Linked DNA regions of Homo sapiens: region 2 is linked to region 1. A link is an interaction called in ENCODE POLR2A ChIA-PET data of the cell type or tissue named here. Cell type or tissue: Panc1. All regions are shown on one strand. Region 1 overlaps TOGARAM2 (TOG array regulator of axonemal microtubules 2). Region 2 overlaps LOC105374386 (a long non-coding RNA gene).

Region 1 (8,000 bases):
AGGGAAATTTGTATATAGACAAAAATAGAAGAGATATTTTTAAGCAGTTGGTATATTGGAGGAGCACCATGGATGCATTTTTAAATTCCATTAACATTATAATGTTGATATGATTTATATAAGGTAATAAATTTAAAGTCAGAGAGCAAAATAGCAAAAGTAGACCTGAAGCCACCCGCATTCCAAGCTTATCTGCCCTCTCCAGTACTGACCAGGGGCTGGAGTAAATTAAGAAAGTTCCTTTTGGCACAGAGAAGCTTGAATGCTGAGGTCTGATCGGGAGGGGATGAGCTGTCAGCAGCCTGATGTTTTCATTAGCGAAGTTTCTTCTGTAACTAACCCAATAAGAGCCCAAAGACAGAGCCAACCAGTTCTACTCAGGAACTTCCTTGATCCCAGAATAATTCCCCTGAAATCAGAAGGTCTTGGTGCTGAGTAGGAAGAATGCCACTTGAGCCCCAATCCCAGAGAGGCCTCAAGGCTGGCAGTGAGAGATGGCAGAGGTCAGGGAGCAAGCTGCAAACATGTCTCATTCCTTACTACCTCCCATGAAAAGGACATGGGCAGAAATCCCCACCTGCTCTGCCAACCAATACTCCATTCAACCCCACCCAGCCTGGGGAAACCAAGGGATTAGAAGCGATGATACTGGCTTCTTTATCACTGAATTCTAGAATTAGTGAGTTCTAGAAGGTCCCCCCAAGAAGGCCATCCTCCCGACTTGGCTGTGCCATCTGGACTTTATGCCAGAAGGCATCCTAGCTTGGCATTATTCTTGATCCCCTTGACCTCCAGTTTAGCAGGAAATAAACAGTAACCTGCTGAGCTGTTGCTTTGTGACTTTCCACATTTAAATATTTCACAGCATTCAACAGTCGTCTCCAGCCTGGAGCCCAGAATTTCTTATGGAGCATGAAGAAGGAGGTTTGGGGAAAAGCTCCTTCCCATCAAAGAAACTGGATCATGTCCGATCCAAGCCACTTCCAAGAGGGGCCTCAGGTGTTAAAGGTCCCCCAAGAAACCACTAGAACCACCAGGCTCAGCTTGGGTGATTTGGGAAGACTTCATACCCCTTCTCTTCCGTCCGATTTGATGCACTCTCTGCTGCTATCACCCAATCCCCTGGGACAGCGGGAAATTTAGTTACTTCCATCTGCAGGCCAGGCTCAGACCATGACAGGCAGATAAGAACCATTCCCAGAGGCAGATTCTACCCTAGGTACTCCCTGGCAATGAGTCCCCCTTGTTGGTAACCTACTCCCTCCAGTTCTGACCTACATGGATGTGGAAATCAGCTGGTCACTTCAAAGTTAGGAACACTTTCAAAACCTGTTTTGCTGGCTGGGCTAAGAGGGTATGGCTTGCAGCAAAGCCATCAGGCCCAGATAGCCCATGCTTCACCTGCTCAAAAATTACCTGGATCCAAAACAGCATATTTGGCCTGACACGGTGGCTCACACCTGTAATCCCAGCACTTTGGGAGGCCGAGGCAGATGGATCGCCTGAGGTCAGGAGTTCAAGACCAGCCTGGCCAACATACTGAAACCCCATCTCTACTAAAAATACAAAAAATTAGCCAGGCGTGGTGGCACACACCTGTAATCCCAGCTACTTAGGAGGCAGAGATTGCAATGAGCTGAGATCATGCCATTGCATTCCAGCCTGGGTAACAACAGCAAAAATTCCATCTCGAAAAAACAAAAACAAAAACAAAAACCAGTATATTTTACCCTTTGGGCTCCACCTGAGCCTTTTGCCAGGGATTTACTGGACTCCATTCATCCCTTTGAGGGCCACACCATTCCATTCCAGCCTAAGCCCTGACCTATGGATTAGAGAGGAAGAGAGCCAACCCTTCCCATTGCACCAAAGCCTCTGGATGATGAACCAGAGGGTACATTATCAGCCGTACCCAAGGAGGCCCTGTCCCAGAAGGGAGAACATAGGCATCTTCCTAGTAGCTACAATCCTGCTACCAGGTGAGTTCAGATCACAAAAGCAGGCCACCCCCAGGCTCTCCTTTCCAGGATGCCCAGTCTAGTAGGGGTACAACAGGGCCCCAAATAAGAGGGACCTGAATCTTGTGACAGTATGAGACACTAGATTTTTTGCCCAAAGCGCCACAATTCCAGAGCTCAAGGAGGCTGGCCTGATGGCAAAAAGTGGAAACTAAAACACCTGGAGGGGGAAGAGTTAAAAATTCCTCTCCCTAGACAAGGGTACTTATCCTCTTCAAATAGCTAAAGCCTATTTTGCTTGGTACAGGTTTTCCCAATAAATCCAAGGCCCATGGTGATTTACCAAGAGCCTTGGTTATTGGCAAGAGCAATCTCACTTACCCAGAGCAATGCTGAGAACAAGCCGTAATTTAGAGCTGGATTTATATTGTTTGTTCTACAGCAACAAACTCAGCAAATCATAAATTCCCTCTGAGATGAAGAGTGGAAATTGACAATATTTATGAACTCAAGAGGCAGAGAGGGACCTGACCAGGCCTTTGATTTGTAACTGAAACTTTTCCTGGAGCCTCCAGCCAAGGACACGGTGCCTGTCCCAGCCCCAGGGAGCTGGGCTCAGGCCAGGAAGTGGGGTGGGGTCGGGGGGAGGGGGACAGCAAGTGTATCAGGAGGGGTGTCCAGCCTCTCTAAAGGATGGTCTTTGGATGCTAAAGGCAAGACGTTGCTCTATGCTCATGAGGACACACAGCAACAAGGCAAACACAGGTGGTTTTCAGACCATGGCTTCCTCGTACTGAAGCAAGGCTTGTTTGGGAAAGCTCGTCCTTGTACTGGGCTGGCCATAAGTCTACTCATGTGCTACTTTCTCCACACACCTAAAGTTTGGAATTTGCACTTTGGTCCACGTACTGGGTACACCAAACATCACCTTTTAGCATCCATGAGAGGAATAAGAAAACACAAGCAGATGCACCAACATTTCCCTTAACGTTCCAGAAGCAAGATGTCATACCTAGAAGCTCTCACCTTTCCTGATGGCTCTTCCATAGCTCCCACCGTTTTTTCTTCTATCCTTTTTCCCCTCCCTCCACTTTCCCTCCCTGCCCATCACCACAAACCCCACGCCAAGCCCCAGCCCAGCTTAAGCCTTCCCAGCACTCCTGACTCACCCACTGGGGTGCTTTGTGACCCTGGGGGGTCATTTCCCTCATGTGTCTATGAGGAGGCTGGACTGGATCATCTCCACATCACCTCCACTTCCAGCCGTCCAGAGGTGTGGGTGGCTGTGACATAGAAAAGCCCACTGGCCAAGAGCCTTGGAGGCCCTGGGCTCCACCTCTGCCCTACACAGCCTCTGGTGAAACATCTGGCCTGGGAACCAACCAAGGCCTTATCCACCTTGCAGATTTCCAAGCAGGAGGGTGGACATGGTGACCAGAGCCACACAGGCCCACGTGGGACACTCACCCAGGCTCTCAACCATCGCATCCAGCACAGCCACGGCAGCAGCGTAAATCCCTGAGTTCTTGGAGTTGAGGTTGTCTGCAACAGTGATGATGATGGAGAGCAGCATGGGGTGTAAGCTCTCTCTGAGGAGGGGGATCATCTTGGCGAAGGACTCCAGCGCCCACTGGTTCACTTTCTTGTTGGAATCCTGAAGCCTTGGGGTGAAAGCATCAAAGACCTATTGAAGAAACAGAAACCAAGAGCCCATGGGAACCCAGGCTGGGCAGGACTCCCACAGTGCAGGCAGCTTGGAGCTCACCTGGCCCAACTGAGCGACCTCAGCAGAGACTCCTCCTGCGTCCCTGACCTATGCCACAGCACTCTCAAAAATGAAGAGCTCACCTCAAAAGGGTGGGAAGAGGGGAGGAACCAACAGGTATTGAGCACTCATTGCATGCCAAGTGTCCAGGGCGTCTTGTTAGTTGCTGTGCAATCATTTTTACTGAATGATCTTAACAACCCATGGAGCACATTTTCACCCCCACTTTCCCATAAACAACAACAACTGGGGCTCCAAGAGGTTCAATGATTTGCCTGAGATCACACAGCTAGTAAGAAGCTTGGATGGAAACCCAGGTCTGCTGACTCTGAGCTGTGTCTTTGCTCAGCTGTGTAACTGACTGTCAGCAGCCTCAGTCCACCAAGAAGCAGGCACCCACCTGAGTGTTCAGCCTATGAAGGGCTTGTACCTACTCCTAACACACCTGTCCAGCCATCACAGCCAAGTCACCTGTCCAGCCACATGCTCTGCCCCCAAACATGATGCACCTAGCTCCCCAGAAGCAACCCAAGGCCTCACCACAGTATCCTCCACCTCTACCTCCTACCCTCCTCACTGTAAATCTGCTAGAAGGACAAGAGACATCTCTGAGCATTTCCAAGCTGCCGGCAGGAGGCGGTGCCCTTGCCCACTCAGCCACTTCCAGGTAGTCTCCATGTTACAAAGGCCAACTGCATAGCAAGGGGTCTGACACATGTCCAACGCCATTCAGAGTTTTCAAACTTCAAGTTGCACCCCCCAGAGGAGAGACAGGTGGGAGAGTAAAAGCAAGCGGTGCTCACCTGGACCAGGTGGGCAGTGACAAGCTCCGTCTTGGCCTTGCAGAGCTCCAGGAGCTGCCCCACGCCTTCCATCCGGGACCGGAAGTCCTTGGCCTCCAGCAGCCGTGTCAGCTCCCGTAGCTGCTCCACCATCTCCCCGCGGCCCTGCAGTGTGGAGCGCAGCCCCACCAGCCTTGGGCCATTGCAGCTGAGCCTAGGTAAGGAGCGTGGCGTCTGAACCCCCCAGGGAAGAGCCCGGGGGAATGAACCCACTTCTGGTCCCATGCCACCTCCTACAGGCAGGTGGGGCAGAGACAAGAGTGTCACCTGCAGGTTAGTCCACCCCCAGCTTCCCCTCCACCTACAGCTTGTTGCCCAGGGCTCCATCCCCTTGTCAGGGGCCAGGGCTCTCTCTTCCTACCTTTTTCTCTTTTCAGAAGATATGTAAGCAATGGGGGAAGTCAGAGTGAGGAAGTGGCTATCCACAAAAGAATGACTGGTACACATTTTTTTTTTTTTTTTTTTTTGAGGCAGAGTCTCGCTCTTGCTGCCCAGGCTAGAGTTTAATGGCCCAATCTCAGCTCACTGCAACCTCCACCTCCTGGGTTCAAACGATTCTCCTGCCTCGGCCTCCCAAGTAGCTTGTATTACAGGCATGTGTCACCATGCCCGGCTAATTTTTGTATGTTTAGTAGAGACAGGGTTTCAGTATGTTGGCCAGGCCGGTCTCAAACTCCTGACCTCATGATCCACCCACCTTGGCCTCCCAAAGTGCTGGAATTATAAGTGTGAGCCACTGCACCTGGCCAACTGGTGCACATTTAATGTAAGAGTGGGGAAAGACCTTGGAGGTCATCACAGCCAACCTTCTGCCCAGCTCCTATATCCTGATCCCTGGCTGGCTAGGCTCTGCTCACACTCCCCCAGCAACTGGGGACATTGTAAAAAGCCCCATTTTCTTACACTGGGATCACATGCCCATCACAGCCCCCTAGCCCCTTCCAGCCAGCATAAGAACAGCTCTGTGCAGAACTACTGTCTCCCACCTTCAGCTCCAAGCCTGGGTCACTGGCTCATGCCCTACACCCAGGTCCCATCCAGCAGAGCCCACTGTCCCTCATTCTGTGATTCACTCCTGCATTCCACACTCATTGTCTACTGAGAGCCAAGAGCTGTGCTGGGCACTGAGAACCGTGAGATGAGAGCACAGCCTTTGCCGTTAGGAGCTCACAGACCAAGGGAAGATAGATACATCAACGGGGCTGACAGAGGTATGAAGAACAGGCCAGCCTGTCACCCTGAGGACATGAGGACACAGAGTGGTAGAGCTTCCTGGAGAAAGTGACAGGTGAGCTGAATCTTGCAGAACCAATAGACATGTTCTAGGTGCAGATGGTGTCTAGGATAAGCAAAGGCACAGCAGGGAGAGAGGATGTGGAGGGGCATGAATACCAGCTGCTCTCATGTTTTGCTTATCCCAGGTGCTGCTCTGGTCAGGCCGAGACAGGAAGAGTGGGAGAGTAGGCAGGAAGTTACCTTTGAAGAAGTGGGCATGGGGCTTCCCTAGTGCCCTGCTAAGGAGTTCAGATGGGATCAGCCCAGGACATTACAGAAGGGCTTCAGTTTTAAGCACAGGCGTGACCATCAGACTCCTGCTTGGTTTCTAACTGCTCCCAGCAACCCCACACCCCCTCCTCCCAGCCCCTCAGTCCATGTCTTCTCATCTGCCTTAGTTCAGGCTGGGCCTCTGAACTAGTCCCAGGCTGGCCACTCTGGTGGTTAAAGGATCTGCTGGTCTAAGCGAACGAGGAAACACTGAGCTCACACAGAGAGTCCAACCACCGATGCTAGTGGAACCCCGCCCACTCAGCTGGGACTGCAGGAACCAACTTCTACTGGCAGATGCTCCCAAGCCCAGGATTTGGTCTCCCTGGGATTTGGGTTGGGGGGAACACATCCTGCAAATTCATCTATTAGTATTGCAGCCCCAACTAGGTCTCAGCGATACCCCAGATCCATATGTCCACCCCAGAGCCACCCCTGGCCATGGACAAGCAGGATGCCTCTGTCAGAAGTCTTAGATGTGAAGCCCAGAGATACAGGAGCAGCCATACCCCTCCTTGATGGGCAGCCCGTTCTCACACACCACCAGACTCCTCAACACCTTGCGGCCTTTGGCAGAGGGAAGTTCATCATTATCTTCTATTCCCTTGAAAAAATACACACAGAGCATGAGCCAAAAGGAGTGGCCCTCCAGGGAAATGCCAGACATTCCAGTGGAGACATAACAATGGCAATAATCCCTTCCACCTAGGAGAGCTTCAGATGTCACAGTTGAGCCTTCCAGAGCCCTGAAAGCAGCTGGGGCAGAGATCAAGATCCCTGGTTAACAGATGAAGGCATGGAGGCCCAGGGAGGCTCAAGGAACATGGGTAGTGTGAGGTTAGAACCAGGTGTGAGCACAGAGGACAGAAATCACATCTATCTCACCTATCAGGAGTAGTGGATGAAATCAACATCTCTGGAATCCACTCCCCACTCCCCTGACCCACATGAAGGCTACCAGGCTCAGCACTGTCACCCCCACCCCCAAAAGGCCATGACCCACTTATGCCCCACAGCTCACCTGCTGTTTAATGGCCGCCATGACCTTCTGCAAGTCGTAAGATGGGAGAGATTGCTTCAGAAATGCATCAAACTTAGTGTTCGCCATCAAGATATTCACCATCTTCCGGCCATAAAATCTGCCACAGGAGAGAGAGCAAGATAAAGAAACAGCCTCTGAAATGCAAAATAAATTTGCTTTACAGCTTTACATAATCTTCCTAATTAAAGAGAGTTTTTAATACTTTTTCTAATTACAAAAGCAATCCCTACCCAGTTAAAAAATAGATTAATAAAATAAACATCATCTATAATCCCATTACCAAGAGAAAATCCCTATTAAATTTTTACATATTTTCCTATAGTCTTTTTTCTGTGGCATTTACTTTCTAGTTGATATCAGAATGTATATACAAGTTGTATTCAGCTTTTTCACTTTATCATTCATTAATCATCTTCCCAAGTCCCTTAAAACTCTCCATAAACATCCTTTTTAATGGCTACAAAATATTCCGTTGAATGGCTATACCAAAGTGTACTCAATTTTGTTCTAATATGGAACATTTAGAAGTCCCAGAAAGGGTAAAGCGGGACAATATAGGAGGGTGTAGTCAATCTACCTGATGAACAGTGGTGGCAGGTGAGGGAATCAAGGAGGGCTTCATAGAAGAGGTGACCCTTGCGTTGGGGCTCAACAGATAAGTAGGAGTTCACAAGTTGGGTGGGATTTGGGATACGTCGGAGGAACAGGGTTATTTAGGTCTATAACACAGTGTGACATGTCAGCAGGGGGATATATTGGAGAATAGTGAGCAGAGGTTGGACACAGGAAGCAGACAGGCCAGAGGAGAACACAGGACCCTGTTTAGGGAGACATGAAGGAGTTAGGCT
Region 2 (8,000 bases), 65 kb before region 1:
TATTATGTAATAATGTAATAATATATAATCTTTTGGATATGTGCCCATTGGACAAAAGCAGAGTCCCAGCAAAAAAACAACAGCCACACAGCTTCCTACGGTGCTGTCCCATCCAGCAAGGTGCTGACTGGCTTGCCGCCCACTTGCACCCCGCTCGTCCTAGCACCCTGACTTCTGTTTCTCCAGCCTCACCCATACCCTAACTCAGACTTCACAGCAGGATGCCTCTCAAGGCTCAGCTTGTCAAGTGACCTACCTACCAGGGAGCTGCATTTTCAGCAATTTAGAGGCATTGTTGCTGATAGCAATCGCCTGGCATCTTTGCAAGCAGAATCCAGTGGCATCATGAAAACATGTGTGCCTCTATTGCAAAGGCTTCGTCATACTCAGGTCTCAGCTGAATCTGAGACTGGCCACTCCCAAGCATGAGCTCCACACAGTCCTCAGCTCCTACAATCCAAAGAGACCCCAGAGGCTGGGCGTGGTGGCTCACGCCTGTAATCCCAGCACTTTGGGAGGCCGAGGCAGGTGGATCACTTAAGCACAGGAGTTCGAGACCAGCCTGGGCCACATAGCAAAACCCTGTCGCTATAGAAAATACAAAAAATAAAATAAAATTAGCTGGGCGTGGTGGCATGTGTCTGTAGTCCCAGCTACTCAGGAGGTTGAGGCTGGAGGATCACTTGAGCCCAGGAGGTGGAGGTTGCTGTAAGACAAGATCTCATCACTGCACTCCAGCCTGGGTGACAGAGACCCTGTCTCAAAACAAACAAACAAAAACAAAGAGACCCTAGAAAAGAGATTTGGTCTGTGAAGGATCTTCCTACTCCTGACTTGTCAAGCACTTACTAAGTAATTCTTAGTATGAGTAAATACCATAAGACGTGTCCCTTTCCTTAGGGAGTCCATAGTCTAGCTGAGAGAACACAATTAAAACCCATGAAAAATGAGAAGTAAGATAGAATCTCAATGTTGAAGTCAGATGTTTAGGGCTTGCCCAGGACTGAGGGAGTTCCTGGGATGCGGGCCTCAGTTTAAAAACAGAGCAGTGCTGGCGGGGTGTGGTGGCTCACACCTGTAATCCCAGCACTTTGGGAGGCCGAGGCAGGTGGATCAGGAGTTTGAGACCAGCCTGGCCAACATAGTGAAACCCTGTGTCTACTAAAAATAAAAAAAAAATTAACTGGGCATGGTGGCGGGCACCTGTAATCTCAGCTACTCTGGAGTCTGACGCAGGAGAATAGCTTGAACCCAGGAGGCGGAGGCTGCAATGAGCTGAGATCATGCCATTGCACTCCAGCCTGGGTGACAGGAGCAAAACTCCATCTCAAAAAATAAACAAAACCAGGAACAAAAACAAAAAAAAAACAGAGCAGTGCCACGAAAATTGAAACAAGTTGGTCACCCTACAGACAGATCAACATTCAAGTTCTTAATTAGCTTTGGAACCTTAAATAAATAAAATAACCTCTCAAAAACTCAGCTCCCTCATTTATGAAATGGGTATTGTAGCAGTACCTACTTTATCACGAATCTTATAAGAATGTAAGTTATGGTATGAAAAGAATTTAGCACACTCCCTGATGTTGAATAATTACTCAATAAGTGTTAAAATTATATATATAATTAATAAGTATAAAATAGCATAGAATGAAATACTGAATTAAAGACTAAATTGGGTGTTTTAGAAACTAAAAAAAGGAGATCAGAGAAAATTGGGTCATTAAGAACAGGCTTTGTAGACATAAGGTTGACAGGTAAAATATAGGTTGTCTAATTAAGTTTAAATTTTATATAAATAATAAGTAATTTTTAGTATATGTCCCATATTTTTAAACATTTTTTATCTATCTGAAATTAGAATTTAACCAACTATCTGATATTTTATATGCTCAAAGTGGCAACCCTGTATAGAGAAGGTAGAACTTAAATTGTTCTTTGGAGGGAGAAGGAGGAAAAAATGCCAGGCCCAGGGGTAAAATGAGCAGCAGTGGACTAAGGCACGGGACAGGCTGGTAGGTTTTGAGAGGGAACATCTTGAAATCCAGGCCCAAGAGTCCAGACTTGATGCAGAATATATGGGGGAGTTTTAGGGAGGGTGCTGAGGTCCTGGGGCAGGGTGGGAACCGAAAGGAAGTGGTGTACTGGGCGCAGTGGCTCACACCTGTAATCCCAGCACTTTGGGAGGCCGAGGTGGGCAGATCACTTGAGTTCGTGACCAGCCTGGCCAACATGGCGAAACCCTGTCTCTACTAAAAATATAAAAATTAGCTGGGCGTGGTGGTGGGCACCGGTAATCCCAGCTACTCAGGAGGCTAAGGCAGGAGAATCACTTGAACCTGGGAGGCGGAGATTGCAGTGAGCCGAGATGGCACCACTGCAGTCCAGCCTGGGTGACAGAGTGAGACTCTGTCTCAAAAAAAAAAAAGAAAAGAAAAGGAAGTGATGCGGTGCTTCAGAGAAGGGATGAGACACCTTGTATGGGAAAAGAATGGCTCTAAGCTGCCTCTGATGTTTTGAACGCAGTGACTGTGAGAGGGACGAGAGCCAGGGAGTTGGTGGCTGCCCTTGTGCTCTTGCAGTCAAGTGGGCAACCTGAACTCAGGTGGCAACAGTAGGAGTGGGGGCAAAGAAACAACAGAGAAGGGGCGGATACCTAGAGAGATTGTGAAGGCAGGTGATGTTCGTGGGGCAGGTGTGACCAAAGTTGTGTATATGTCCTTTCACTAACAAAACTTTCTCGTGTCCCTGCAGTCTCATTGATGACCTGAATAAGCAATTCCATGTAAATCTAGAGACGCCTGTTGAGATAAGTTAACTAAGACCAAGAAAGAAAAATAGGGTATTTTATGCCCTCCTTGCTCTTCCCCTAGTAGTGAGAAGAGATTAAAGCAATAGGGTTCATTCAGTTCCCTCATTGCTTTCCTCCCTTCTTAGAGACCCCACAGGGTTTTCCTGACCACCAGAAATGACAAAGGCCTTCAAGGAGAGTGAGTTCAACCCAGGAAAGGGGCCTGGAGAACTCAGGGCAATTTCCCTGTAGGGTCCATATTGCTATTTATGACCTCCTAAGCTGTTTGCTTTCCTCCTATGTGCACACACAAAATTCTACCCTTGTGGCAAATGAAAAAGCCGTGGTCCCATTTGGTAGCTCTCCCCCAGAAGCAGTGCTTCTCCTTGGCATGAGCCTTTAATTTTGATTCAAAGAAGCAAACGGTGCAGAGTATCTGGCTTGAGATATATGTGAAGCCAAAAACCAATGGTCCTGGGAAAACCAGATCCTAAAGATCTGCTCAGAAACTCAACTCTAAGCCCTTTATCAAGTTTTGATTCCTCACAGCAGCATGAAGGACTGTGATGGTTAATACTGAGTGTCAACTTGATTGGATTAAAGGATGCAAAGTATTGCTCCTGGGTGTGTCGGTGAGGGTGTTGTCAAAGGATTAACATTTGAGTCCGTGGGCTGGGAGAGGCAGACCCACCCTCAATCCAGGTGGGCACCATCTAATCACCTGCCAGCATGGCCAGGATAAAAGCAGGCAGAAGAACATTGAAAGGCTAGACTGGCTAAGTTTTCTGGGCTCCATCATTCCCCCTATGCTGGATGCTTCCTGCCCTTGAACATTAGACTCCATTTTCTTCAGCTTTTGGATTGTTGGACTTACAGCAGTGATTTGCCAGGGGCTATTGGGCCTTCAGCTACAGACTGAAGATTGTACTATCGGCTTCCCTACTTTTTTTTTTTTTCTTTTTTTTTTTGTTTTGGGGGGGGGAAAAAAAAAAAGCCTGTTGCCCAGGCTGGAGTGCAGTGGCACAATCTCGGCTCACTGCAACCTCTGCCTCCTGGTTTCAAGTGATTCTCTTGCCTCAGCCTCCCAGGTAGCTGGGATTACAGGCATGCACCACCACGCCTGGCTAATTTTTGTATTTTTAGTAGAGACAGGGTTTCACCATGTTGGCCATGCTGGTCTCAAACTCCTACTTCAGGTGATCCGCCTGCCTCTGCCTCCCGAAGTGCTGGAATTACAGGTGTGAACCACTGCACTTGGGCGGCTTCCCTACTTTTGAGGTTTTGGGACTTGGACTGGCTTCCTTGCTCCTTAGCTTACAGGCTGTCTATTGTGATCGTGTGAGTCAACTCTCCTAATAAACTCCCTCTTCATTTATACATCTATCCTATTAGTTCTGTCCCTCTAAAGCACCCTAATACAATGGACCCTGTCCTGTTTGCTCTTCAAAGTCACTTCCCACCTCTGCCCAATGTGATATGTGCTAAGCCCCTCCCTCTAACATTCCTGCCTCTGTAACCTTGCACAGGCCTTTCCTTCTGCTTGGACTTTGCCTGTAATCTACCTGCACTTATCCCATTCCTACCTCACTTCCAGAGCCTTCCTCTTTGCTCAGGAGGACACACCTTAAAACCAAATTGTGCATTATTTTGTATTAATGGCTCATATGACAGCATTTTTTTCCTGCCTTCTCAGTGGAATTGTGAACTTCATGGGGGTAGGGAACATTTCTTGTTCATGCCTAAAAGTACTCAATACCTACTTACTGCATTAAACTTAAATTTTAAATTTGCAACAAATGTATCACACTAATGGAAGATATTAACAGTAGAGGAAACTGTTGGGGGGCACATAGGGATTCTCCATACTGTCGGCTCGATTTTCTATAAACTTAAAAATAAAGTCTAATTTTTAAAATATTTAATTTCATATTTTTTTCCAAACCCTGAGTATTTTCTCTTTCAAGAGACAGAAGAAATCAATGAAAGAAAAAGGCAAAGAGGGGATTTAAAAGGTAGACTGATATACCAAAGTCAGTTGTGGCCAGGCATGGTGGCTCATGCCTGTAATCCCAGAATTTTGGGAGGCCACGGTGGGCGGATCACTTGAGCTCAGGAGTTTGAGACCAGCCTGGGCAACACGGCGAAAACCCTGTCTCTACAAAAAAATACAAAAATTAGCCAGTAACATAACTTGTCTCAAAATAAATAAACAGATTAAAATTTGAAATAAAATAAAATAAAATTTTAAGTCAATTGCTTTCGTATATACCAGCAGTTAACAATGGGAATTTGAAATTTAAAACACAATACCATTTACATTAGCATCAAAAAGAGAGAGAGAAAGAGTTATGTATAAATCTAACAAAATATGTACAAAATGTATATAAGGAAAATGATAAAATTCTGATAAAATAAATCTAAATAAATGGAGAGATATTTCATGTTTGTGGATCAGAAGACTCAATAATGTCAAAATGACAGTTCTTCCCAGCGTGATCTGTAGATTTAGCACAATCCCAATCAAAATTCCAGCAAATTATTTTGTACATGTTGACAAACTGATTCTGAAGTTTCTGTGGAAAGGCGAAAGACCCCAAATAGCTAACACAATCTTAAAGAACAAAGTCAGAGGATTGACACTACAGGCTTAAAGATATACTACAAAGCTACAGCCATCAAGACTGTGGAATTGGCAGAAGAATACACAAATAAATCAATGGAATCTAATAAAGGGCTCAGAAATATACTCACTCAAATATAGTCCACTGATAACACAGGAGCAAAGACAATTCAATGGAAAAAAAGGATAGTCTTTTAAATAAATGGCCCTAGAACAACTGGACAACCACATACGAATAAATGAATCCAGACACAGATCTTACACCTTTTACAAAAATTAACTCAAAATGGATCGTGGACATAAACGTAAAATTCAAAACTATAAAACATCTATCTAGAAGATAACATAGGAGAAAATCTAAGTGACCTTGGGTTTGCTGATGACTTTTTAGATACAACACCAAAGGCATAATTAATGAAAGAAAAAACTGACAAGTTGAACTTCATTATATTTTTTCAATTCTGTTCTGTGAAAAATCCTGTTAAGACAATGAAAAGACAAGCCACAGACTAGGAGAAAATCTTTGCAAAACACATGTCTGGTAAAGACTGTTATCCAAAATATACAAGGCTTAAAATTTAATAAAAAGAAAATTCAATTGTTTAAATGGGCAAAAGATCTGAACAGACACCTCACCAAAGAAGATATACAAATAGCAAATAAGCATGTGAAAAGATGCTAACATCATATGTCATTAGGGAGCTGCAGATTAAAACAACCATGAGATGCCACTACACGCCTATTAGAATGGCTAAAATCCTAAACAGCAACACCACCAAATGCTGGTGAGGATGTGGAACACAGGAACTTTCACTCATTGCTGGTGGGAATGCAAAATTATAAGTCCTCTGTGGAACATCACTTGGCAGTTCTTACAAAGCTAAGCATAGTCTTACCATATGATCTAACAATCATGCTCCTAGGCATTTACCCAAGTGATATGAAAACTTATGTCCACACGAGAACCGATACGTGAATGTTAGTAGGAGCTTTTTTCATAATTGACAAAACTGGAAACAACCAAGACATTCCTCAGTAAGTGAATGGATAAACAAACCGTAGTACCTCTATACAAGGGAATATTATTCAGTGATACAAAGTAATGAGCTATCAGGCCATGAACAAACGGAGAAAACTTAAGTGCATATTGTTAAGTGAAGAAGCTAGGCTGAAAAAGCTGTGTGAAACAATGGAGACCGTAAAATGATCAGTGGTTGTCAGGGCTGGGAAAGAGAGCGGGAAGGATGACCAGATGGAGCACAGGAGACTTTTAAAGGCAGTGAAACTATTCTGCATGATACCGTAAGGGTGGACATACGACATTATGCATTTGTCAAAACCCACCGAATGTAAAACACAAAAGTGAATCCTAATGTAAACCACAGGCTTTAGTTCATAATAATGTAGCATTATCTATTCATTGATCGTAAGAAGAAAAAAAGTCAATTGTGAAGCATTTTTAATACTCCTTTTAAGTTTGGAGTGCTGAACTGACTTTCTGATCATTCCATTACGTACAAAAGGTTGCATTCCTGTAAAATATGTCAAAGTTGCCTCATTATATATCCAGTTACTGAAACCCACACTCATCTGTCTAAAATAATGCTACGCTGTGTTCAGGATACTCACCTCTGCCTTAGCAGAAATGAGTTTCATCAGAGGGCTGTATGGACAGGAGATTGGTTTTCTAGTGAGACTTACCCAAACCATGTGACTGTCTTCTCAGTGTCACGTAGAAAAAGAATTTTCAGTCCCTCATGGGTCTTTCTCACCAAGAGTACAGATTGTTCAGCGTGTTGGTTGGGAGTGCATGGAAATGGGTGTTTTCATACTGCACTCCCTGAGGCCCCTGTGCAGATCCAATTACAGAAAACCTGGTGGTGGTGGCAGGCTTCAGCAGGCCTCCCTTAGAGTCCTCCTTTGAGAGCACCAGCCAGCGTCCCCACAGGCAGCACGAACACAATAATGGCATTGTGGAGGTGCTATGGAGACCAGATTTAAAAGGCCGAACACTATTAATTATGACCCTTCACCTACCTCATCGGCTGCCAGCAGCAATAGCAGAGGAAGAAGAAACATAAATGGGGCCTGGACTTTCACTTCACAGCAAAGTAGCCCAGGAAGTTTGAGGAGACTCAGAGTCACTGTCAAGTCGTCAAGGACCTGGGTCACCCTGCATCCCCATCTGGGGCTCCTTCTATATCAGTTTTCCTGAAGCTTAGTCCAACTTCTTGAAGTGGGCCAAGAAAAGGCTGTTTCCAGAATTGGATATTGCATCTCTAAAACACAAGCTTCACTGATGTCGTGGAGTCTATGAGACACAAACTTTATCTCATATGGTAGAATCCGGAATGGTAGGAACAGAGGGAGGGAGCAATCAGCCCATCGGAGGTCACAAAGTATCTTTGGGTGCCGGGAGTGGTCACTACCAGAGGCTCAGCTTAGGAGGGCAAAACACTTCCCATCTTTGCCCAAATTGCCACATCACCCAGGGCAAGGTTGCAGGGGTGTCTTTGACTAATGAGAGACCTGCGGTCCCAGTGTGTTTTGAAATCGTGCTCTCTGACACGCTCTAAAGAACAGAGGAGG

What was found. Peaks named below come from ENCODE experiments on the same cell type or tissue, not always from the same donor. Only the 100,000 strongest peaks of a DNase experiment are listed, where the experiment ranks them.
Region 2: POLR2A ChIA-PET joins it to region 1 with 10 read pairs; 6 of 35 experiments call an interaction of 5 or more read pairs at or near these places.

The regions. Positions count from the first base shown.
Region 1 is chr2:29,032,183-29,040,182 of GRCh38, reverse strand. TOGARAM2 (TOG array regulator of axonemal microtubules 2) reads right to left here. Exons shown (of 20, transcript NM_199280.4): 15 at 7,132-7,249; 16 at 6,620-6,714; 17 at 4,527-4,719; 18 at 3,426-3,642. Among named protein-coding and RNA genes, the nearest start is that of PCARE, 38 kb to the left of the region's middle. In Panc1, no CTCF peak of the experiment used is centred here; no DNase peak of the experiment used is centred here; H3K27ac peaks cover 2,366 bases.
Region 2 is chr2:29,097,060-29,105,059 of GRCh38, reverse strand. The region is part of intron 1 of LOC105374386 (a long non-coding RNA gene); the gene reads left to right. It also overlaps a transcript of CLIP4 not described here. Among named protein-coding and RNA genes, the nearest start is that of CLIP4, 14 kb to the left of the region's middle. In Panc1, no CTCF peak of the experiment used is centred here; no DNase peak of the experiment used is centred here.